Regions from separate parts of the Mus musculus genome. Here all the other regions are linked to region 1. A link is a loop called in an ENCODE intact Hi-C map of the cell type or tissue named here. Cell type or tissue: left cerebral cortex. All regions are shown on one strand. Links, peaks and the distances in the headings refer to the core of each region. The heading gives the core; the rest is flanking DNA.

Region 1 (8,022 bases), core at 1,393-6,392:
TAAGGTCTCAGAGGGCACATGACTCTTTCATCTGTCAGCTAAATCTTTGAATTGTTTAATAAGCATGGTTGAAATAACTCAAATGCCCTAAAATTGGAAAAGTGGCTCTGCAAACTATTCTTCACATAAACCTTGAGAGATGGAAGGAGATATTTGAAACGCAATGAAGAAATCATCTTTATAAAAGTATCTCAACCTCTTTCAGGTAACAATATCCGGTTGAACTGACTGAGAGATTCCAATATAAAGTAATACAATCTAACCTAGATTTAGCCTCACAAAACAAACCTAATAATCATCAAAACATTGATGTCATTTAATCCTGCAATGGTAAGTTAAGAGTTCTCCTAGCAGGCAGCTATCCACTCAGCCTCAGATTCTCACAGGAAGCAAGATGCTAACCAGGACTTACTATGCCTCACCCCACATCACAGTATCCTCTACCACCAAGCAACAGCCTGTTCTGTATATAGCATTACTAACAACAGCTTGCCAGTTTCATTCCTTCAGCCTATGAACTAGTCATTCCTCTATTGCAATTAAATTATCTACTCATTTAAATGTTAGTACACAATCCATAATGACAGCTAATTCCAAAAGTTCAACTTTGTCATCCAGAAAAGTCTGGACCTTCAGCTGCTTTCCATTGCTGCTTTTATGTAAAAAAAAAAAAAATCCATTGTGTGGTTTTCAAATTGTGGTTTCTTTAAAACATATCCCTACTTAACATCTGCAAACTTCCTTAATTCCTGTGATGTTGGCTTTTACTTTTTCAAATACGTTGCTTCTGCCCCGTTATATGGAGTCCAAAGTACAGTCCATAGAAGACTCTACCTCCACACCTGGCACTTATTATGAACACTTTGCTTATAAATTGGTTCCATGAAGCATGTTCAAACCGTGTGCAACAGGTCCAACTATTGTGTAAACAGGAGCTCCTAACACAATAGGAACAAGAGCCAGTTCTTTGCAACCGCAAAGAACCACACCAATCGGTGCTAATTCACTGGTAATTCTTTTTGAGATATATAAAGCTGTGATAACTACGGGAAGTTTGTGTTACCCAGACCCTCCCACACCCCCCACCTTAAGTGCAATTTTAGTGTAAGGAACTGTGCAACAAAAAGCCCAGGTGTGCACAGCTTTTCTCGACTCACTGCACATGACCAGCTTTAGAGCTCAGTTGATGACAGGAAGAGCACTTTCACGAAGGTCTGACAAGTCCTTCTCCTTAAGTTGCCCACTGCTGTTGCTATATGCTCCCAAAGGCACCACAGGAAAACAAATGGCAACCAAAGATGTCTAGGCTTTGTCATGTCAGTGTGAAATCAAATTTAAAACACAACTCCAAACTATTAGAAGGGGCCACATTTATTTCCAGTCTCTTGGGAAGAGAGAGAGAGAGTAGGCTCTTAGAGGAGATAGATTTCATGTGCTCTGTACAGTTAGATCTAGTTACAGCGTATTAAGTTAGGTCTAATAGAAAGACACTGTCTGCTTGAGTGTTTTATCACAAAGTGATGTTATTAAGCATATCAAGTATTCCCATACTCTCCTTGGATTCTTTGATTTTTACCTCCCTTTGTTAGACACAGACCACAAGGAGAAATATTGCAGGAACAATACCCAGGCACATGATGCCAACCATCAATGTGGTTTCCCTAGCTATGTATGCAGCATAAACTCAAGCTTTCTTATAAAACTACACATTTGCTCTACATAGAGCTTTGCCTCTTTCCTGGCTAAGCAGCACCGGTCTGCTACAATGTGTCTCTGAGCGTGCAGCATGGTGCTTTGTGCAGCTGGGGATAACGGATTGTTGGTCTCCAGGCATCCATCACTTAGAACCCTGGCAAACTCAACAAGGGTTTTGGTTGCTGACTGGAAAGAGAAACAATGTGCTTTGAGCCTCAAGGATCCAAGAAGTGAAGGAAAGGTTCCAGGGAGCAGCCGAGCAAGAGGATGGAAGCATGGTACTCTTACCTCCACATTGAAATACTGCTCCGTTCCGCAGACTGTAGCACATAAAATCCAAAGCAAGGTTTGCAAGAAAAACACACCCGAACGATGCACGAAATCCAACCTTCTTCCAGAGCTGAATGCGAGTAAGATCATAGTGAACTGTGCCTCAACGGATGGACGAGCTCCCCTGCGTTTTCTCCCTCTTTCCGAATGTCCACTCCCTGTTTCCTTTTAAAAAGAAAAAAAAAAAAAATCCAGTCCTGGGGTGGGTAAAAGCTTGCAGGTTCACCCACCCGTCCAGGGATGGGGATGGGCGCCAGGCTCGGCAGCCGGGGAGAAACAGAGGAAAGGCAGGGTCAGCGGCGGCAAGTGTTCACCATCCTCACCCGGCCGTCGCCCGGAACGTGGCGCCCAAGTTCACCCGCGGTTCCGATTCCCAGCGCCGCCGAGTCGCAGCCGCCGCCTCCAGCCCGTGCGTCCTCCGCCTTCTCCACCTCCTACGCCGCCGGTGCCCCCAGTTTCTGCGGGAAGGGCCTCAGCCGCTCCCAGCTCACTGCCTCCACTGCTCCTTCCCTCCTCTCTGCTCCCCTCCAGAATGTTCATCGGTAATCTACATAACTCCTCCTTCCCGGGGTCTGCGGGGATCTTGGGGGCCCCGCGCGCACACACACTCAAACCACACACGCGCGCGCACGCGCTCGGCCATACACACACACACACACACACACACACACACACACACACACACACACACACACACACACATACTCACTCACCCGAAACACACGCAGGCGCGCTTCTTAAAGGAGAAGACTCAAGGATGCCTTTTAGATACTGGTACACTGGATTGGGTACCGGGCCCTTGCGAAAGGCCCTAGTTCGTGACGAACTCTTCTTTTTCCCTATTACCTGTCCCTCATCTAGATGTCTGGTACCTAGCACTAGAGAAAATCGATTCTTGCTACACCTCTCTTGCCCCTTGCCCAGGCATCTAAAAACAAGTGCGCCCCTCCCCAACCAGAACTTGGGTGGGGCTTGGGCTGTGGACCCGTGTGGAAGCTGAGGAGCAGTCTGGGCCTGGTCCTGAAGGGTATTCAGCATCTTAGTTAAAGATGTTCAAAAAGATCCCTAGTGCTGGAAATCAGGAGTACACCCAGGTTCCTGTGTGGTGCTTGGTAGTCTGGGTCAGTTATCCAGACTCACCAAGTTTGTAAGACCGAGATGGCAAATTTCTGCCATCAAAAACTTTGTTAGGGTCCCTTAAGTCTGTGGCCTCCTGTCTCCCAGGAGAAACATTATACAGAAACATTATAGGCTCAGGAAATAGGCACAGGTTTTTGGTAGGAGACCAGTCAAAGCCAGAATGAAACTACCCTCATCAAATGAGTGGTAAACACTCATCAAAATGCAGGGGTTCCAAAGATGTGGTCTTTACTACATCTGAGAAAAAAGGTTGAGTCACTGGAGAGAAGACAGCAGTAGAACATGGATAGAAGCTGAGGAAAGTGGGAGCACTCACCACCTCAAAGGTGGTAATGGGGATTATGAATGTGAACAGCTGACATGGGCAGCATGCTGGGGGCAAATTAGAGAGGCCTGGGGGTCTGAAGGGAATCCAGAGCCCAGAGAACTGCAGGAGCTAGCTGGAGACTGCTGGTATGCCAGGCTGGCAAACAAAACCAGAGAACTTCAGAAGAGGGTGCAAAAATGGAGCTGAACAGAAGCAGTGTGAGGAGGTGGACAGGGGAGGCAGCAAACACCAGCCCTTGGCAGGTGACTTCTGGCTGGAGAGAAAGGGGGAAGGGAGTAGGGCAGGCATCTGTCTGGGGGCCTGGCCAATAAATGTGCTTCTCCTTGGCAGCCAGTAGAGGGGAAGAGAGGAGCCCACAGGAGGGAAAAGCAGCCAAAGCAAAGGCCAGCATTGTTCCAGGTACCTGACAGCTGCCTAGGCAAAATGGGAAAGAGAACTGACAAGATGTATTTCATGGTCAGTCAGTAAAGCAAGAAGTAGAACACAGGAGGTCACATTTAGTAAACAGATGGAAAATGTTGGGAAAAAAATAGCTTTCCAAACATTGCATTCAACAGTAATAATTTGTATATGAAATTTGGAGAGTGGAGGAGGGGCTGAAGACTAGAAGTTTCTTGTTACTGCTTTGCTAAAACCTGTGGAGCATGTACCCAGCATCTTGAGTTGAGCTCAGGGAGCCCTTTCTAACAATCTGCCATGGTGTGTATGTGTGTGTGAGTGTGTGAGTGTGTGTGTGTGTGTGTGTGTGTGTGTGTGTGTGTGTGTGTGTGTGTGTGTGTGTGTGAATATTTGTGTGTGTGTGTGTGTGTGTGTGTGTGTGTGTTTATTTGGGTGGTGAAGACATATTAAGAAGCTAGGCCACATACTGGAACCAGTTAAATTTGCTTAATATTTCCCATCATAGTATTTCATTGAATTTTCACAATATCTATGATCTTGTATATATTGTTGGGACTTGCTTGCCTCTGGTCAAGCTGAAAGAAAATCCTAGAACTGTAAGTTCATGAGAGAATCTTTCAAGGTATTAGAGTGGTTTGCAATAGAGATGGGTTCTTGGTATTCTCCTTTGCCATTTCAATGACATTGTTGACATGGCATGTGCACATTCATGTTCACATACACACACACACAAACATTTTTGTATGCCACTATATCTAACAAGATGCAAATTTGGACAGCTTTAAAACATTTCTTAGTCATATAGGTGCTGTGGAAACACTGATACACATTTCCAAAAGAAATATTTGTGGAAAGAACTCTAATTTGTGAAGGACTTGCTAAATGAGCCAGAATATTAGAGGACAGTTATCAAGGAAGTGGAGGAGAGGGTGAGGGATTTCTCTAAGAAAATTTGCAAGGAAGAAAGAGGGACGTTTAAGTGTGGAAGTATGTAAAGGGTGCATCATATATGTAGATAAGATACCAGTCAGATAAATGTAAATACATATAAAGAGAAGGGAATCTTTAAAATTATTCATGAGATTTGGTATGGGAACAAACAGATTATAAAGAGATTATAACACAAAATTTCAAAAGCAATCAAATTAGAATGACTGAACACATGGAATGAACTCAGAAGTCTTCAAATAATAAACTTATGGAAAAAATGGATTTTCACGACAGGAGTTAATAAATGAATAAACACTAAAAATAATAAAAAGTGAAGTTACTTGCAAACATTTATTAATCTGAATAATGAATATTCACCAGTGAACTAGGAATGAAAAAGCATTTGAAATTTTAGAAACAGTTAACTAATAGGATACAATCTCATTTCAGTAATGGAATTCAGGATATAGTTCAGAGTGAAGAATATTAATTATCACAACACTGTAAGAATGCAGTATGATTTCCCTCTACAATGTCTGGAGAAAAAGTCACAAAGTGATTCTCATAGAAACTTTGAAACTAGGAAGATAAGTAAAGGAAAGACATGTCAGACCTGTTGTGCAGTGAAGCAATGAATATGTGAGCAGGCATCAGTAGAAGTACAGACATTGTGTAAAGGGTAAAGGCTGGAGCGTGTTTACCAGTCAAGGTTAGAGATCACTGGGATGAGGAACAAGAACAATGCATGCTAGACTCAGCCTTATGCTTTACTCTGAAGAAATTCTTAGAAAGAGGTCATTGAGTTTGTTTTGCCTTTATGAAGTTTGTGAACTATGGAAACTTACCTTCTCAAAGTTCTTGTATCTGTGTCTTCTCAAATATCTTTGCAGACATTTTGTCATTCTTACCTAATAAGTCTGGTATGCATTCAGCTGAAACCCTGAGGAACTGAATTTATTGTCAGGGATTTATCATTCCATTTCTAATCTATTGTCTATGTTTCCTTTTAAGGTGCAGCGATATAGGAAACTCTCTGTTTTCATATCTACTAATAACATGATTTTAGTTAGTGCCCTTCTCAGAGAAGTTTTTAACCTGTCTATAGTAAATTAAAATACTATCATCTTTCCCTTTAGGGTATAAATGAAATCTTCTGCTGTAATTCCTGCCTTTTGCTGTGTGTGCTTTTCTATCAGATGCCCTCTTTCTTATAGGAATTTCAGAAAACTAATAATCCCATAATTGCCTGTTCCTAATGAAAACAGAGGAGAGAAAACTAATATGAAAGCTAAGAAAAAAGTGTAATTGCCCCTGGCAAAGGCCTAAGGCAATTCAATAAAATGTCTTATGGGAGTTATGGGGACTGAAAAAGCAAGTAATACCTATATCCTTTCTGAGAACAATGGCAGCTAGTTAAAAGTGAGCACTTCCATGACATGTTGGTATATGAGGATGATTATAATTGTCTACAAAACAATAGCTGTAAATTATATTCTTCACAACACCATTGAAACAGATTTCTTAAATTATAACCTTAAAAATGATTTCTGTACTGTGGGAAGTTACATCAACTATTATACTGTGACAGCATATGTGGTTCCTTCCTTATAAAACTTTTTTTAAAAATTTTTATTAGGTATTTTCCTCGTTTACATTTCCAATGCTATCCCAAAGGTCCCTCACCCGCACCCCACCCCCACTCCTATACCCACCCACTCCCCCTTTTTGGCCCTGGCCTTCCCCTGCACTGGGGCATATAAAGTTTGCAAGTCCAATGGGCCTCCCTTTCCAGTGATGGCAGACTAGGCCATCGTTTGATACATATGCAGCAAGAGAGAAAAGTTCCTGGGTACTGGTTAGTTCATATTGTTCCACCTATAGGGTTGCAGTTCCCTTTAGCTCCTTGGGTACTTTCTCTAGCTCCTCAAATGGGGGCCCTGTGATCCACCCAATAGCTGACTGAGAACATCCACTTCTGTGTTTGCGAGGCTCCGGCATAGTCTCACAAGAGACAGCTATATCTGGGTCCTTTCAGCAAAATCTTGCTAGTGTATGCAATGGTTTCAGCATTTGGAAGCTGATTATGGGATGGATCTCTGGATATGGCAATAACTAGATGGTCCATCCTTTCATCACAGCTTCAAATTTTGTCTCTGTAATTCCTTCCATGGGTGTTTTGTTCCCATTTCTGAGAAGGGGCAAAGTGTCCACACTTTGGTCTTCTTTCTTCTTGAGTTTCATGCGTTTAGCAAATTGTATCTTATATCGTGGGTATCCTAAGTTTTAGGGCTAATATCCACTTATCAGTGAGTACATATTGTGTGAGTTCCTTTGTGATTAGGTTACCTCACTCAGGATGATGCCCTCTAGGTCCATCCATTTGCCTAGGAGTTTCATAAATTCATTCTTTTTAATAGCTGAGTAGTACTCCATTGTGTAAATGTACCACATTTTCTGTATCCATTCCTCTGTTGAGGGGCATCTGGGTTCTTTCCAGCTTCTGGCTATTATAAATAAGGCTGCTATGAACATAGTGGAGCATGTGTCCTTCTTACCGGTTGGGACATCTTCTGGATATATGCCCAGAAGAGGTATTGCAGGATCTTCTGGTAGTAACATGTCCAATTTTTGGAGGACCAATAGACTGACTTCCAGAGTGGTTGTACAAGCTTGCAATCCCACCAACAATGGAAGAGTGTTTCTCTTTCTCCACATCCTTGCCAGATTTTGCTGTGACCTGAATTTTTTATCTTAGCCATTCTGACTGGTGTGAGGTGGAATCTCAGGGTTATTTTGATTTGCATTTCCCTGATGATTAAGGAAGTTGAACATTTTTCAGGTGCTTCTCAGCCATTCAGTATTCCTCAGGTGAGAATTCTTTGTTCAGCTCTGAGCCCCATTTTTTCAATTGGGTTATTTGATTTTCTGGAGTCCACCTTCTTGAGTCCTTTATATATATTGGATATGAGTCCCGTAACCGATTTGGGATAGGGAAAGATCCTTTCCCAATGTGTTGGTGGTCTTTTTGTCTTATTGACAGTGTCATTTGCCTTGCAGAAGCTTTGCAATTTTATGAGGTCCCATTTATCGGTTCTCGATCTTACAGCACAAGCCATTTCTGTTCTATTCAGGAATTTTTCCCCTGTACCCATATCTTCAAGGCTTTTCCCTACTTTCTCCTCTATAAATTTCAGTGTCTC
Region 2 (8,022 bases), core at 1,030-6,029, 220 kb after region 1:
ACTTCAAGACACATTCTGTAAACCTCTTATCATTTGATCTTCAATCCCTTTGCCTTTTGGATAATTTGAATAACTCTCCACTCCCTGTGTCATATTTTGTTTTGCTTCAGCAGTCATGGCAGTCTTTTGCTGTTGTCCTTGTCCATTTTAAGGGGCAAGAAAAAATCAGGCCATGCCTTTAATATGGGTTTTCAAAACTCCTCAATTTTTTCTGAGACAGTGTATTGGTTAATACTACAATGTGATCATGAACTTGGAATCCTCTTACGTTAACCTCTCAAGGACTTAGATGACAGATATATACCATCAATCTAGCTTAAGATCTTATTAACACTTTTAATTGAACATCTACATTTCCCCATAAACTGAATACATACTCTGGTTATATGTCACAAAATTCTTTCAATCCTGAGCAGATATCATTGCTTAAGAGACACTTGTTAAACAGTTTAAATTAAATAAATTGATTTTAAATAATTTATTCAAATTCTCCACTTTCTGTTGGTGATCATAACAGGCATACACAGCATCATAAGATAGTTTAGTGATGATTTTTCAAACTGGAAAGGTAACTGTAAAATCTTAAGTTGAAGCTATAGCCCAGGTAGACATTATTATTTTCTTCACCTAAAGCAAATATATATTGAAATTCTCATTATTTTTCTAAAAGCATCTAGATGTTTCCTTAAAAAGCATGTAAATGATAAGACCACGAAGGTACTTGCAGTATAATGACTGCTAGCTTTCTAAATACTTAATTTGATGTTTCTTCATAGAATTCTAAAAGAATTACATGTTCAGAAGACCGTAAATAAATAAAAATAAAAATACCATCATCAGTTTCTTATTCATCACAGCATAAAGCTTTGGAGGAAATCTTGTGAAAAGCAATTATGCCATTTTCATGGTCTAACTTCTCAAAGAAGTATCATCCAGTAAATTCTTTAATACATAGGAATTTTATCTCTAAACTATAACGACAAGCATAAATGTACTTGAGTGCTGAGGACAAAAATCACCTAAATATTTCTTCATTTCTCTAGACTACTGAAATACTGAAGCTTTTGACAGATACATGTGACAGGAGTGAGGAGAATGGCTGGGGGGATGTAGTAAGAGCACTTAAGATTTACAATTAATACAAACAGACCTGCATTCCCATTTAAAAAATGTTTCCTTCATATAAGATTATTTAATGCAAATACCTTCTAAAGATGAAATTATGACAGACAGGCTTCATTTCATAAAATTTACCTTACAGATAAAGACTTAACAGATAAAGATATTCTTGTTGAAGTAAAACATGAGAAAGGGTCCAATTTTAGTAACATCCTATCTTTTGTAAGCAATTACATTAACATCATAAAAACTACAAGATTACCATGTCATATTTACTTTTAAGACCAATGGGGCTGTAGAGAACGGTTAGGAATTAAGAACAAATACTGATCTGTGAGAGGACCTCAGTTCTTTTCTCAGCACTTACCTTGGGTGTCTCAGCCTATAATTCCAGGTCTAGGAGAGGCAAAGCTCCCGGATCTCATATATGCACATATGGACACATAGACACACAAATACATAAAGAGTTTTTAAAGGAACAGTATTATAGTTATTGGGACATGAGGATTTATCACATGTCTGAAATTATAATTTTTATGTAAAGTAATTATCAGACTCTTGGCTAAATTATCATAACATGCATTAACCAGGTGTGTTTAAACTAAAATGGATCATATAATTTTTATATTATCACTTCCAATTAATCAATTAAGTTAATGATATATTGTGATTATAAATACAGAAGCATAGAGTATGTTTATAATGAATAAATTATATACAATATATTCTGAATACAAAAGGAATGGATAAAATAATATGAAACTAACAAATAAAAAACTTATGGTAGGAGAACACAAGGATTTAACCTTTCCTTTGAAATAGTCAAATGTGAAGACTTACAACAGAATAGCTACATTAGAAGGCTTCTTTTCCTGCTGCTGAATATGTTTCTCAGTTCAGAGGGGGTGGCATTACATCCTACATCATCGCTTTACTGCAATCTGCTCCTGACAGGACCATCCATCTGTTTAGCCTGAACAACCCTGCGGTTGCTTATGTGCTTATTCACAGATGTAAGTAGGAGGTTGACTACAGGTTTTCTGACTTATACTCGAATCTAAGCTAATGTGACACATTTGGAAGCATAGCTGCACATGTTCTTGTTTAATTGGGAATTTTCTCCTTTGACTTTCAGAATAGCATAGAAGCAAAGACTGTGCTAAACAGACCTAGATTCTGAGCAGATCACATTCTTCTTGAAGAAAGCTGGAAATATGATAAGAAGGGAAGGACTCTCAAGAAGCAAGGGGTTTCTCTGAAAGTGGTGAGCAGCTGGCATCTTTTATACATTTTCTGAATAGATTTGGCAGGAGGTCAAAATCTGGAGAAGAGTCTGTGGGTTCAATATGGTCCGTGAATGGCTCTGAATTATACAACAGGTTTAGTAATTACAACCTTATTCTTTCCATGAGATGTGATAGACATTTTTAACATTCCCATAATACTCTAGCTGTATTTATATGATAGCTTTGGACCCTTAAATTATTTTACTAAACAGAATAGTGTTTATTGTCTGGCTTATGATTGGGAGTCTTGGTGGATGAGCATAGCTCATATGTTGTACTGCATTAATCCTTCCAGATTGAATTAAGACAACCATTTTACTATGTTGGGCAGTGTGCAATGTTTGACAAAATCAAACCAAACCAAACACGTGTCAAGCTTTTCAAGACTCTGAAGCTATGGAACAGCACTCAGCATGATTTATGATGGTACATTTTGTGCTTGAAATTATTTTGACTGTTGAAGGTAATTGCTTTACAAGGAAAACCTTGCTTCCTCCTTTCTCAGAACATTTAGAGTTGAGGCATATCACCCTGCTACAGCTTTGTTCATGCTAAGTTCTTTGAACCTTCTTTATTTTTAACTATTTAACTAGTGAAGTGTCCAGCTCCAGTGTTACTATAGAAATATGCTGTTGATCCTCCCAGTCAACATGAGTGACTAAGCTCAGCTTTGGTTTCACGGGGCTGAGTCTATTGGTTGTTAACATGCTTTACAGTTTGAATTGAGTAGTAGTTGTGTGTGTAGATTTCCTAAAAGATTCTATTAACATATATCTATGTGTATGAGTATTCCCTAATAAAATATAGGAAGGAATTCAGAATCTTAATAAGTGCTTACTGGGAAGAATTTTGGGAATTTCTGAAATAAATGCAATTGTCGGTTAAGCTATTATATAATTATCTCTGGAGATCTCAGTTTTAAATCAAGAGGCATTTTTAGAATTGTATAATATTTTATATTTTCTGCTCCATCATGTTTGGCTGCAAGGATCTCCCTCTGTATTTGTAAGGATCTGGCAGGACCTCTCAGGAGACAGCCATATCAGGATCCTTTCAGCATGTACTTCTTGGCATCCACAACAGTGTCTGGGGTTGGTAACCTTATATGGGATGAATCCCTAGGTGGGATATGGGATACTTATAAGAGAAGGTAAAAAAAATTATGATAAACATTGTGATGGTTTGTATATTCTTGGACTAGGGAGTGGTGCCAATTGGATGTGTGGCCTTGTTGGAATAGGTCTGACCTGGTTGGAGTAGGTATGTCACTGTGGGTGTGGGCTTAATACTCTCACTCTAGGTGCCTGGAAGTCAGTCTTCTACTATCAGCCATGGAGCTTGTTGGGTGCAAATGAGTTTACTATTCAATTTAGTATGTTTAATAGCCTGTATATTTTTAGTCCTAAATTGCATTGAATTATCCTTAATTTTAACAACTCCAACCCAGACTATGGATTCAATATTTATTTTATTTTATTATATATATATATATATATATATATATATACACACACACACACACACATATATATGTATACGTGTGTGTGTGTGTGTGTGTTTGTGTGTGTGTGTGTGTGTGTGCTTGGTTTATGTATGTTTGTAAGGGAGTACTCCAGTGTCCATGAGTGTGTTCACATACGTGTGCCTACGCTGTGAAGGCAAGAGGTTAATAATGGCTATCAACCTTGATATCTCTCCAACTTATTTTTTAAGAAAGTGCTCCTGATTGAACCACTAACCCATTGTTGCCAAGGGTTAATTGGAAAACTAACTCTAGAGAATCCTCCTATCTTTTCCAGGGCCTTGACTACAAAGGTCATGTACATTTGTGCTGAAGATAAGGCCTAAAATCTTCATGCTTGCATAGCAGTTATTTTACTAGCTGAATCATTGATACAGCTCTGAACACTATTTCTTTTTTTTTTTTGTAATTTTTACTTTATTAGATATTTTCTTTATTTACATTTCAAATGCTATCCCGAAAGTTCCCTATAACCTCCCCACACCCTCTGCCCTGCTCCCCTGCCCACCCACTCCCACTTCTTGGCCCTGGTGTTCCCCTGTACTGGGGCATATAAAGTTTGTAAGACCTATGGGCCTCTCTTCCCAATGATGGCTGACTAGGCCATCTTCTGCTACATATGCAGCTAGAGACATGAACTCTGTGGGTACTAGTTAGTTCATATTGTTGTTCCACCTATAGGGTTGCAGACGACTACAGCTCCTTGGGTACTTTCTATATCTCCTCCATTGGGGTCCCTGTGTTCCATCCTATAGATGACTGTGAGCATCCACTTCATTGCTGGTGGGATTGCAAACTTGTATAACCACTCTGGAAGTCAGTCTGGCAGTTCCTCAGTTCTGGCATATACCCAGAAGATGTTCCTACTGGTAATAAGGACACATGCTCCACTATGTTCATAGAAGCCTTATTTATAATAGCCTGAACACCATTTCTTATTCAAAAGAAAAAAAATTAGAAAACAATATTAAATGCATAAATTGCACATTTTGATTTCTGTTTAAGTCAGAATATAACCTCTAGTTAATATGTTCTATTGCAGGATTTCATGTAATTATTTTAATAATCCTAGATTCTAAAAGCATTATCCTAAATTCTAATACTAATATTCAAATCCTAAAATTGTCATAATCTCATGGTTCCTTCTCTTACAACTGCCTCTCAACATCATTCTGCCATTTAGATACACACTTTGGTACAACATCTGACTACTCTATAGATGATGTTTATTTAATTTTTTAATTTTTATTTATTTTCTTCACCCTTTCCTTTTATTTAAAATAGTTTCTTTTACACATCCTGATTATAGTTTCTCTTTCCTCTAGACTTATCTGTTCCCCCACAGCTTCTCTTCCCTCTAAACACACCCCTTAATGTCTCTCATTAGAAAAGAGCAGCCAGAGAGTATGGTGAAGAGGTAAAACTGTGGTCTGGATATAATTTATGAGAGAAAAATGAAAAGAAAGAGACTTCTTTTTTTTTTTATTTTTTTTTATTTTTTTATTTTTTTTTCCATTTTTTATTAGGTATTTAGCTCATTTACATTTCCAATGCTATACCAAAAGTCCCCCTTACCCACCCACCCCCACTCCCCTACCCACCCACTCCCCCCCTTTGGCCCTGGCGTTCCCCTGTACCGGGGCACACAAAGTCTGCGTGTCCAATGGGCCTCTCTTTCCAGTGATGGCCGACTAGGCCATCTTTTGATACATATGCAGCTAGAGTCAAGAGCTCAGGGGTACTGGTTAGTTCATAATGTTGTTCCACCTATAGGGTTGAAGATCCCTTTAGCTCCTTGGGTACTTTCTCTAGCTCCTCCATTGGGAGCCCTGTGATCCATCCATTAGCTGACTGTGAGCATCCACTTCTGTGTTTGCTAGGCCCCGGCATAGTCTCACAAGAGACAGCTACATCTGGGTCCTTTCGATAAAATCTTGCTAGTATATGCAATGGTGTCAGCGTTTGGATGCTGATTATGGGGTGGATCCCTGGATATGGCAGTCTCTACATGGTCCATCCTTTCATCTCAGCTCCAAACTTTGTTTCTGTAACTCCTTCCATGGGTGTTTTGTTCCCACTTCTAAGGAGGGGCATAGTGTCCACACTTCAGTCTTCATTTGTCTTGAGTTTCATGTGTTTAGGAAATTGTATCTTATATCGTCGGTATCCTAGGTTTTGGGCTAGTATCCACTTATCAGTGAGTACATATTGTGTGAGTTCCTTTGTGATTGTGTTACCTCACTCAGGATGATGCTCTCCAGGTCCATCCATTTGGCTAGGAATTTCATAAATTCATTCTTTTTAATAGCTGAGTAGTACTCCATTGTGTAGATGTACCACATTTTCTGTATCCATTCCTCTGTTGAGGGGCATCTGGGTTCTTTCCAGTTTCTGGCTATTATAAATAAGGCTGCTATGAACATAGTGGAGCATGTGTCCTTCTTACCAGTTGGGGCTTCTTCTGGATATATGCCCAGGAGAGGTATTGCTGGATCCTCCGGTAGTACTATGTCCAATTTTCTGAGGAACCGCCAGACTGATTTCCAGAGTGGTTGTACAAGCCTGCAATCCCACCAACAATGGAGGAGTGTTCCTCTTTCTCCACATCCTCGCCAGCATCTGCTGTCACCTGAATTTTTGATCTTAGCCATTCTCACTGGTGTGAGGTGGAATCTCAGGGTTGTTTTGATTTGCATTTCCCTGATGATTAAGGATGTTGAACATTTTTTCAGGTGCTTCTCTGCCATTCGGTATTCCTCAGGTGAGAATTCTTTGTTCAGTTCTGAGCCCCATTTTTTAAGGGGGTTATTTGATTTTCTGAGGTCCACCTTCTTGAGTTCTTTATATATGTTGGATATTAGTCCCCTATCTGATTTAGGATAGGTAAAGATCCTTTCCCAGTCTGTTGGTGGTCTTTTTGTCTTATAGACAGTGTCTTTTGCCTTGCAGAAACTTTGGAGTTTCATTAGGTCCCATTTGTCAATTCTCGATCTTACAGCACAAGCCATTGCTGTTCTGTTCAGGAATTTTTCCCCTGTGCCCATATCTTCAAGGCTTTTCCCCACTTTCTCCTCTATAAGTTTCAGTGTCTCTGGTTTTATGTGAAGTTCCTTGATCCACTTAGATTTGACCTTAGTACAAGGAGATAAGTATGGATCGATTCGCATTCTTCTACATGATAACAACCAGTTGTGCCAGCACCAATTGTTGAAAATGCTGTCTTTCTTCCACTGGATGGTTTTGGCTCCCTTGTCGAAGATCAAGTGACCATAGGTGTGTGGGTTCATTTCTGGGTCTTCAATTCTATTCCATTGGTCCACTTGTCTGTCTCTATACCAGTACCATGCAGTTTTTATCACAATTGCTCTGTAGTAAAGCTTTAGGTCAGGCATGGTGATTCCACCAGAGGTTCTTTTATCCTTGAGAAGTTCTATCAGACCTTCAAAGAAGATCTAACTCCAGTTCTGCACAAACTTTTTCACAAGATAGAAGTAGAAGGTATTCTACCCAACTCATTTTATGAAGCCACTATTACTCTGATACCTAAACCACAGAAAGATCCAACAAAGATAGAGAACTTCAGACCAATTTCTCTTATGAACATCGATGCAAAAATCCTTAATAAAATTCTCGCTAACCGAATCCAAGAACACATTAAAGCAATCATCCATCCTGACCAAGTAGGTTTTATTCCAGGGATGCAGGGATGGTTTAATATACGAAAATCCATCAATGTAATCCATTATATAAACAAACTCAAAGACAAAAACCACATGATCATCTCCTTAGATGCAGAAAAAGCATTTGACAAGATCCAACACCCATTCATGATAAAAGTTCTGGAAAGATCAGGAATTCAAGGCCAATACCTAAACATGATAAAAGCAATCTACAGCAAACCAGTAGCCAACATCAAAGTAAATGGAGAGAAGCTGGAAGCAATCCCACTAAAATCAGGGACTAGACAAGGCTGCCCACTTTCTCCCTACCTTTTCAACATAGTACTTGAAGTATTAGCCAGAGCAATTCGACAACAAAAGGAGATCAAGGGGATACAAATTGGAAAAGAGGAAGTCAAAATATCACTTTTTGCAG
Region 3 (8,022 bases), core at 1,030-6,029, 510 kb before region 1:
GGCTACATATGGTACTTCCCACAGACCAATAAGATATATGATATTTTTTTGTCTTATATACCCACAGTTCAAGAAGGAGGACACTGCATAGAACACAGGGCTATGGAGAATTGTTAACTTTAGACCTTGTACATGATCAACTTTACCCCTGAGCAATTTGTTTTGATTAAATCTAGTTGTCTAGAAAAACAACCCAAACTACTTGGTTTATTTGACTATATTCTTATTTGTCTGTGTAAATTAGTGTGCACTAGTTTCAGGAGGAAGCTTCTCTAATGTTGGCTGATCTGTGAATATAGCAGAATGTCACTAGGAGCCATTTTACTGCTACTTTTTTTTAAGAGAACAAGTGATATTTGGTTTTACCCTAGATTCCCATGCTATCCAAATAGTGGAACAATACTCAGCTGTTAAATAAATGACATAGTGAGATTTGTATCAAATGAATGGAACTAGAAAAAAAATCATCTTGAGTAGAGTATTATTGACTCAGAAAGATGCATATACTATGAATCTACTTAAATGAAATCTAGGAAGTCAAAGATTATAAGCTACAATCCTAGAAATACGATGTATGAATATTAGGGTAAGAGATAAGAATGAACAAATAGACCTCACTAAGAAAGAGAAGTAGAATAGAGAGCTACGTGTAGATTGGGGGTATGTGGAATGGAAGGATCAAGTAGGGAAGGGGGGAGGTGCAGGTAGTTTGGGAGGAAATATAGAGAGGGACAGCTAAAATTATGGGGCATTTAAAGAGGAAGTATGGAAAAGTAAAATAACAGATATGTAGTAAAATATATACACATAAAAATGACCTAAATGAAATTGCCATATAATGTGGGAGATAGAGCTCCAGCTGGACATCTCTTGTTCCCAAACAAACCTTCCAGTATGGACACTGGGTTGCGTCTAATTGATTTTTTCCAAAGGGATCTTCATGAGAAGTTTCAAACAATCCAGGCTGCTGTTAAGACTACAGACTGATCTCTATAAACTGCCAGGAAGACCCCCATTGGTGAGGACAACATCTAGAGAACTCATTGATTATGGAGATGTTGAGGTGGTGCCTGTACAGAATCTCTGCACATATGTTCAAGTGTCTTTGGTAAAGGAATGCGCACTGCATGTTTGCATAAGAGAACAATAAATACTAAATGGCCAATAAATCCTTTATCTACTGCAGTGTCCTGCCAGCAAGGTACACCGATGCTATGGTGGGAGAAATCTTGTGGAAATAAACCAATAACTTATTTGATTTAAGGCCTACTTCATGTCATGGAACCTATGCTTGACATGGTTTGTGTGGTGTAGTAAACACATTAATCCACCGATCAGTGGGTAATCAGATTGCTTTTATCTGCTGTCTGTTATGAAGAGTTCTGCAAGATTTCAATTATTGTCTCATAACTTAGGATTTTTTTTTCACTTTCGTGACTAATGTTCATACTCTTTTCAGTAATGAGCATACTAATTTACAACCCTGAATGAGCATTCCCCCTTCTGCATATGTTCATCAGCATTCATTTTGGTTTTTATTTTATGTTTTTTTAAATGTTTTATAATAGACACTCTTACAGAGTAAGGTAAAATTTCATGGTTTTGATTTGCAATTCTCTGTTGATTGATGCTATTCAACATTTTTTTCAGACATCTGTTGGCCACTTATATGTTCTATTTTGAGAAACACCTAATTTGTCCATTAAGAATGATTTATTAATTTTATTAATGTTTAGTGTGTGGAATTTCTGGTTATAAAATGGCGATTTCTTTATACTTGAAAATTTTAAGAGAAAATATCTGAGGTATTTCTATGACTTTTAAAAGCTTAACTCTATGATGAAATGTATATGGTAATTATTTTTACATTATTTCACAATGGTGTTTGTCACAATCAAACGTATTAAACTACATGTGAGCAATATTGAAATAAAATACTAAATATAAAGAGGTTTCTGATAGTCCCATAATCAATTTCTTAATAACTTGCATATATGCTTATTGTACTTGATCAGTACTTTTGGTGGCCATGTTCATTTTTCCTTTTACTAATGCTTTATTTAAAGACATTGTTTTCATGTTTTATTTTCTCAAATTCTGCCTTTCAGGATTTTAACTCTCCTTTTTCTCCATCTTCTAATTTAACAGAAGAGTTACAGTTACTTAAGTGATATTGCTATCTACCAAGGATATTCTTTAATTAGGCATGTTTATTAATAAAATCATGATAAAAGATAAAATTAAAAAATTAACTAAAGCAGTGATAAGCATGGAGGTATTTCTCCTGTGCATATTATTTCTCTGCATTATTTCAATATGATTGATTTATTTTTATTTTAAATTGACTTTTATTAGTTTAATTTTTCCTGTAGAAATCACATATCTCTACTCTGTAGCACAAAATCTCAATTGTGAGCTAAATTATTTTAAAATATACACTTCCTACTCAATGGTATAACTCTCTTGATGTATTGTCTAAGCATTTGTACCATTTTAATTATTGGATTTTTGTTAGCCTCATACGTCAATACAAGGGACATCAATAAACAGAGATAAGAACTATTTTTGGAGTCAACACAGATGCTTGCACTTGAACCAGATGCCTGGCCTTCCCTTACTCCATTTCTCACCCACATCAGTCTTCGGTACACACAGGCATTCCCAAAAGAACAAGCACAAAAGGACAATTATCACATTTCAATACCACATTCCTCCTCACTTTGCATATAGCTTCTACACATATAAAAGAGTCTCATGCCCACATGCCATATGTTAAGCAAGCCTTGCCTGCAGAGTTTGGTATGCTTGATGGAACTCAAAGATGTGCATTTATTTAGATTTGCCTACTTGTATGGGCCAATAGAGTTCCTTGGGATTTCCCCTGTACAGCTATTTCCTATGTTAAGGATTACTTCCTCTGACACACCTTAAAACTCAATTGTAGACGGTATCTTTTGTTATTCTCAGCCCCTTATCTGTGTAGAAAGCAGTTACCACCATGATTTCAACCTCAAAATGTTGGCTTCTTATCTATTTCTCTGAGCTGTTCCATCCTCAGGCTCAAGAACGGATTTATTCTGGTTCAGTGATATTATCTTCCCTTCCTCAAGCCATCTCACATCCTCTGCACCATCTGTTCACGGCATATCTTCACTATAGCATTTGCTATCCAGAGAAAAGTATTCAGCTAGAATTATTTCTCTTTTGATAAGTGCATAACTTCAAAGCAACTTACAAATATTGTTTTATGTTCAAGATGATTACTTCTTATAAACTCCCATGTTAATGCAGTAAAATAATGAACTACCACCCCAGCCCACCCCCCTTTTAAGGTCAACTCTATGTTTACAATGGCAACCATTAGTTCTGTGCTCTGTCTATATTTGCTTTCCTACACTTTCCAAAATTTAATAATTTCAAGCAGTCACTCAAAACATTTGTGATAGAATAGTGTCCTTGTTTATTGAATTTGTAAGGAGAGGAAGAGAAAACAGATTTGATTTGATAAAGTAGACAAATATGTAGAACTGCCATGGTAGTGTTTTTTTTTTAATTGGATAATTTATTTATTTACATTTCTAATGTTATCCCCTTTCTTGATTTCCCCTATGCAAACCCTCTATCCCATCCTCCCTTACCCTTCTTCTATGTGGGTGCTTCCCCATCCACCTACCCACTCTACCTCACTGCCCTAGCATTCCTCTACATTGGGGCATCAAGCAGTCAGAGGACCAAGATGCCAAATAAAGCCCCTCCAGCCCTTCCCCTAACTCCTCCATTGGAGTCCCTGTGCTCAGTCCTATGGTTGATGAGAGCATTCACATCTGTATTTGTCAGGATCTGGCAAAGCTTCTCAGGAGACAGCTGTATCAGGCTCCTGTCAGCATGCATATAGTGGCATCTGCAATAGTGTCAGGGTTTGGTGTCTACAAGTGGAATGGGTTTTTGATAGTAGCCACTCTGACTGGTGTGAGGTGGAATCTCAGGGTCATTTTGATTCTCATTTCCCTGATGACTAAGGCTATTGAACATTTCTTTAGCCATTCAAGTTTCCTCAGTTGAGAATTCTCTGTTTAGCTCTGTACCCCATTTTAATAGAGTTAACTGTTTTTCTGTAGTCTAACTTCTTGAATTCTTTGTATATTTTGGATATTAGCTCTCTATTGAATGCAGGATTGGTTAATGATCTTTTTCCAATCTGTGGGTTGCTGTTTTGTCCTATTGAAAGTGTACTTTGCCTTACAGAAGCTTTGCAATTTTATGAGGTCTTATTTGCCAATTCTTAATCTTAGAGCGTAAGTCATTGGTATTATATCTGCGGCGAATATATTCCCACGACTGAAAGCATTATGAGTTTAATGTTATGTATGTACATTCAGAATCCAAATGGCAGGAGAAACCTTTGCCCACCATTTTTACACAATAACTATGAGGCACAGATATATTTTCAAGTAAAATTAATGTTTAAGACACATGTTTTAGCTTCAGTGCAGTAGCTGGATATAAAATTAACTCAAACAAATCAATGGCTTTTCTCTACACAAGGGAGAAATGGACTGTAAAAGAAATTAAGGAAACAGCACCCTTCACAATAGTCACAAATAATATAAAATACCTTGGTGTGACTCTAGCTAAGGAAGTGAAAGATCTGTATGATAAAAACTTCAAGTCTCAAAGAAAGAAATAAAGGAGATTCCAGAAAATAGAAAGATCTCCCATGCTCATGGATTGGTAGGATGAATATAAAAAATGGCTATCCTGCCAAAAGCAATCTACAGATTCAATGCAATTCCCATCAAAATTCCAACTCAATTCTTCACTGAGATAGAAAGGGCAATTTACAAACCCATCTGGAATAATAAAAAACCTAGGATAGCAAAAACTATTCTCAACAATAAAAGAACTTCTGGTGGAATCACCATGCCTGACATTAAGCTGTACTACAGAACAACTGTGATAAAAACTCCATGGTACTGGTACAGTGACAGACAGGTAGCTCAATGGAATAGAATTGAAGACCCAGAAATGAACCCACACACCTATGGTCACTTGATCTTTGACAAGGGAGCTAAAACTATCCAGTGGAAAAAAGACAGCATTTTCAACAAACAATGCTGGCACAACTGGCGGTTATCATATAGGAGAATGGGAATTGATCCATTCTTATCTTCTTGTACAGAGCTCAAGTGTAAATGGATCAAGGAACTCCACATAAAACCAGAGACACTGAAATTAATAAAGGAGAAAGTGGGGAGAAGCCTCGAAGATATGGGCACAGGGGAAAAATTCCTAAACAGAACAGCAATGGCTTGTGCTGTAAGATCAAGAATTGACAAATGGGACCTCATAAAATTGCAAAGCTTCTGTAAGGCAAAAAACACTGTCAATAAGACAAAAAGGCCACCAACAGATTGGGAAAGGATTTTTACCGATCCTAAATCTGATAGGGGACTAATATCCAATATATTCACAGAGCTCAAGAAGCTGGACTCCAGAAATTGAAATAACCCCATTAAAAATGGGGTACAGAGCTAAACAAAGAATTCTCAACTGAGGAATACTAAAAGGCTGAGAAGCATCTGAAAAAATTAATAGAAATTAATAGAGGATTAATAAGGTTCAACATCCTTAATCATCAGCAAAATCAAAACAACTTTGAGATTCCACCTCACACCAGTCAGAATGGCTAAGATCAAAAATTCAGGTGACAGCAGATGCTGGCAAGGATGTGGAGTAAGAGGAACACTCCTCCATTGCTGGTCATATTGAAAGCTTGTACAACCACTCTGGAAGTCAATTTGGAGATTCCTCAGAAAATTGGACATAATACTACCGGAAGATCCAGCAATACCTCTCGTGGGCATATATACCCAGAGAAGTTCCAACTGGTAATAGTCAACGAACCAACAAACAAAAACTAACTGGTAATAAGAACACATGCCCCACTATGTTCATAGCAGCCTTATTTATAATAGTCAGAAGCTGGAAAAAAATCCTGATGTCCCTCAACAAAAGAATGAATACAGAAAATGTGGTACATTTATACAATGGAGTACTACTCAGCTATTAAAAACAATGAATTTATGAAATTCTTGGAAAAATGGATGTATCTGGAGGATATCATCCTTAGTGGGGTAACCCAATCACAAAAGAACTCACATGATATGTACTCACTGATAAGTGGATATTAGCCCAGAAACATAGAACACCCAAGATACAATTTGCAAAACACTAGAAAATCAAGAAGAGGGAATACCAATGGGTGGATACTTCATTCCTCCTTAGAATAGGGAACAAAATACCCATGAAAGGAGTTACAGAGACAAAGTTTGGAGCTAAGAGGAAAGGCTGGACTATCCAGTGACTACCCCACCCAGGGATCCATCACATAATCAGCCGCCAAACCCAGACAATATTGCATATGCCAGCAAAATTTTGATGATGGGACCTTGGTATAGCTGTCTCATATGAGGCTATGCCAGTGCCTGGCAAATACAGAAGTGGATGCTCACAGTCATCTATAAGATGGAACACAGGGCCCCCCAATGGAGAAGCTAGAGAAAGCGCCCAAGGAGCTGAAGAGGTTTGCAACCCTATAGGTGGAACAACAGTATGAACTAACCAGTATCCCCAGAGCTCGCATCTCTAGCTGCATATGTATCAGAAGATGGCCTAGTCAGCCATCACTGGGAAGAGAGGCCCCTTGGTATTTCAAACTTTATATGTCCCAGTCCAGGGGAATGCCAGGGTCAAGAAGCAGGAGTAGGTGTGTAGGGGAGCAGGGTGGGCGGGAGGCCCCTACAATTCTTTATCCCATTTCCCTTGCCTACAATAGGATCCTCCTCTTCCCTCCCCCATGGGCATCCCTCTTCCCTGATGCCTTAAGTCACTCAAAGATTAGGAACATCTCCCACTGATGCGAAACCAGTTAGTTCTCTGCTATACATATGCCAGGGACCTTGCATCAACCATTTTGTGCTGCCTGTTTGGTGCCTCAGTGTCTGGAAGCTGTTAGGATTCCTGGTTAGTTGAGACTTCTGGTATTCCTATGGGGTTGCCATTCCCTTCATCTTCTTCAATACTCCCCCTAATTCCTCCACAGAGGTTTCTGACTTCAGTCCAATGATTGTGTGTAAGTATTTGCATCTGTCACAGTCAGCTGCTTGTAGGGCATCTTAGAGGACAACCATGATAGTCTCCTGTATGCAAACACATCATAGCAACTGTAATAGTGTCAGGCCTTGATACCTTCCCCATCTCCTATTAGATGGATTCCAAGTTGTGCTGGTCATTGGAACAACTTTCCTTCTGTCTCTTCTGCTTTTTTTTTTTTTCCTGCAGTTCTTTTAGACATGAACAATTCTTGGTCAGAAATACTGACTGTGGGTTTGTGACCCCCATCTCTCCACTTGAGGCCCTGTTTTTCTACTGGAGGTTAATTCTAGGATTTCTTTCTCTCCACTATTGAGCATTTTGGCTAAGGCGACCTTCACTGAGTCCTGAGAGTCTCTTATCTCCCAAGTCTCTGGTATTTTCTAGAGGGTTCTCCAACCTCCCACTCCCAGACACTGCATAATTCCATTTATTCTCCTAGACCTTTGGGCTTCTCTCTTGCCTCCCCCATACCTAATCTTGTTCCACTTTCAATGCCCCCTCCCCTCTCTCAGGCAGGTCCCTCCTTCCCTCTCTCTTCTTGATTATTTTATTCTCCCTCTCAAGTGGGACTAAAGTATTTTCACTTCTTCTGCCTTCCTGTTTGTTAAACTTCTTTTCATCTATGGTTTGTATCCTGGGTGTTTTTTAATATTCAAATAAATTAACTATACTAACAAATTTACATTATCTGTATACTCTGCATAGTAAAGTGTTAGATGTTGAATCATATGTTTAATCATAGTGCAGATAAAATAACATTTTTCTAGATCATTGACAATATGATTTAAAGCTAAAATATTATTAGGGCTAGGCAGGCATATGGCTCAGTAGAAGAACACTTACTACTATATTCTAGAGCCTGGGTTT

The links. A loop is a pair of places that touch in the nucleus more often than their neighbours do. Peaks named below come from ENCODE experiments on the same cell type or tissue, not always from the same donor. Only the 100,000 strongest peaks of a DNase experiment are listed, where the experiment ranks them.
Region 2: it touches region 1 in a loop (9-fold over the local background); 4 of 42 quality-filtered maps call a loop at or near these places.
Region 3: a loop joins it to region 1, with 5 times the contacts of the local background. A loop is called at or near these places in 3 of 42 quality-filtered maps.

Annotation. Positions count from the first base shown.
Region 1 is chr4:17,847,814-17,855,835 of GRCm38, reverse strand. Mmp16 (matrix metallopeptidase 16) reads right to left here and starts at 2,544. Exons shown (of 11, transcript NM_001379519.1): 1 at 2,349-2,544; 2 at 1,984-2,190. The coding sequence starts at 2,115. In left cerebral cortex, for the core only: CTCF peaks have their summits at 2,344, 3,112 and 3,753; DNase peaks (open chromatin) are centred at 2,558, 3,302, 3,354, 3,704 and 1 more place; H3K4me3 peaks cover 2,194 bases; H3K27ac peaks cover 2,701 bases.
Region 2 is chr4:17,630,422-17,638,443 of GRCm38, reverse strand. Gm30092 (predicted gene, 30092) reads left to right here and starts at 2,253. Exons shown (of 3, transcript NR_168595.1): 1 at 2,253-2,383. In left cerebral cortex, for the core only: no CTCF peak of the experiment used is centred there; DNase peaks (open chromatin) are centred at 2,118, 2,817 and 2,989; H3K27ac peaks cover 1,425 bases.
Region 3 is chr4:18,360,798-18,368,819 of GRCm38, reverse strand. No RefSeq gene overlaps it. Among named protein-coding and RNA genes, the nearest start is that of Mmp16, 510 kb to the right of the region's middle. In left cerebral cortex, for the core only: no CTCF peak of the experiment used is centred there; DNase peaks (open chromatin) are centred at 2,766, 3,076 and 3,758; H3K27ac peaks cover 2,259 bases.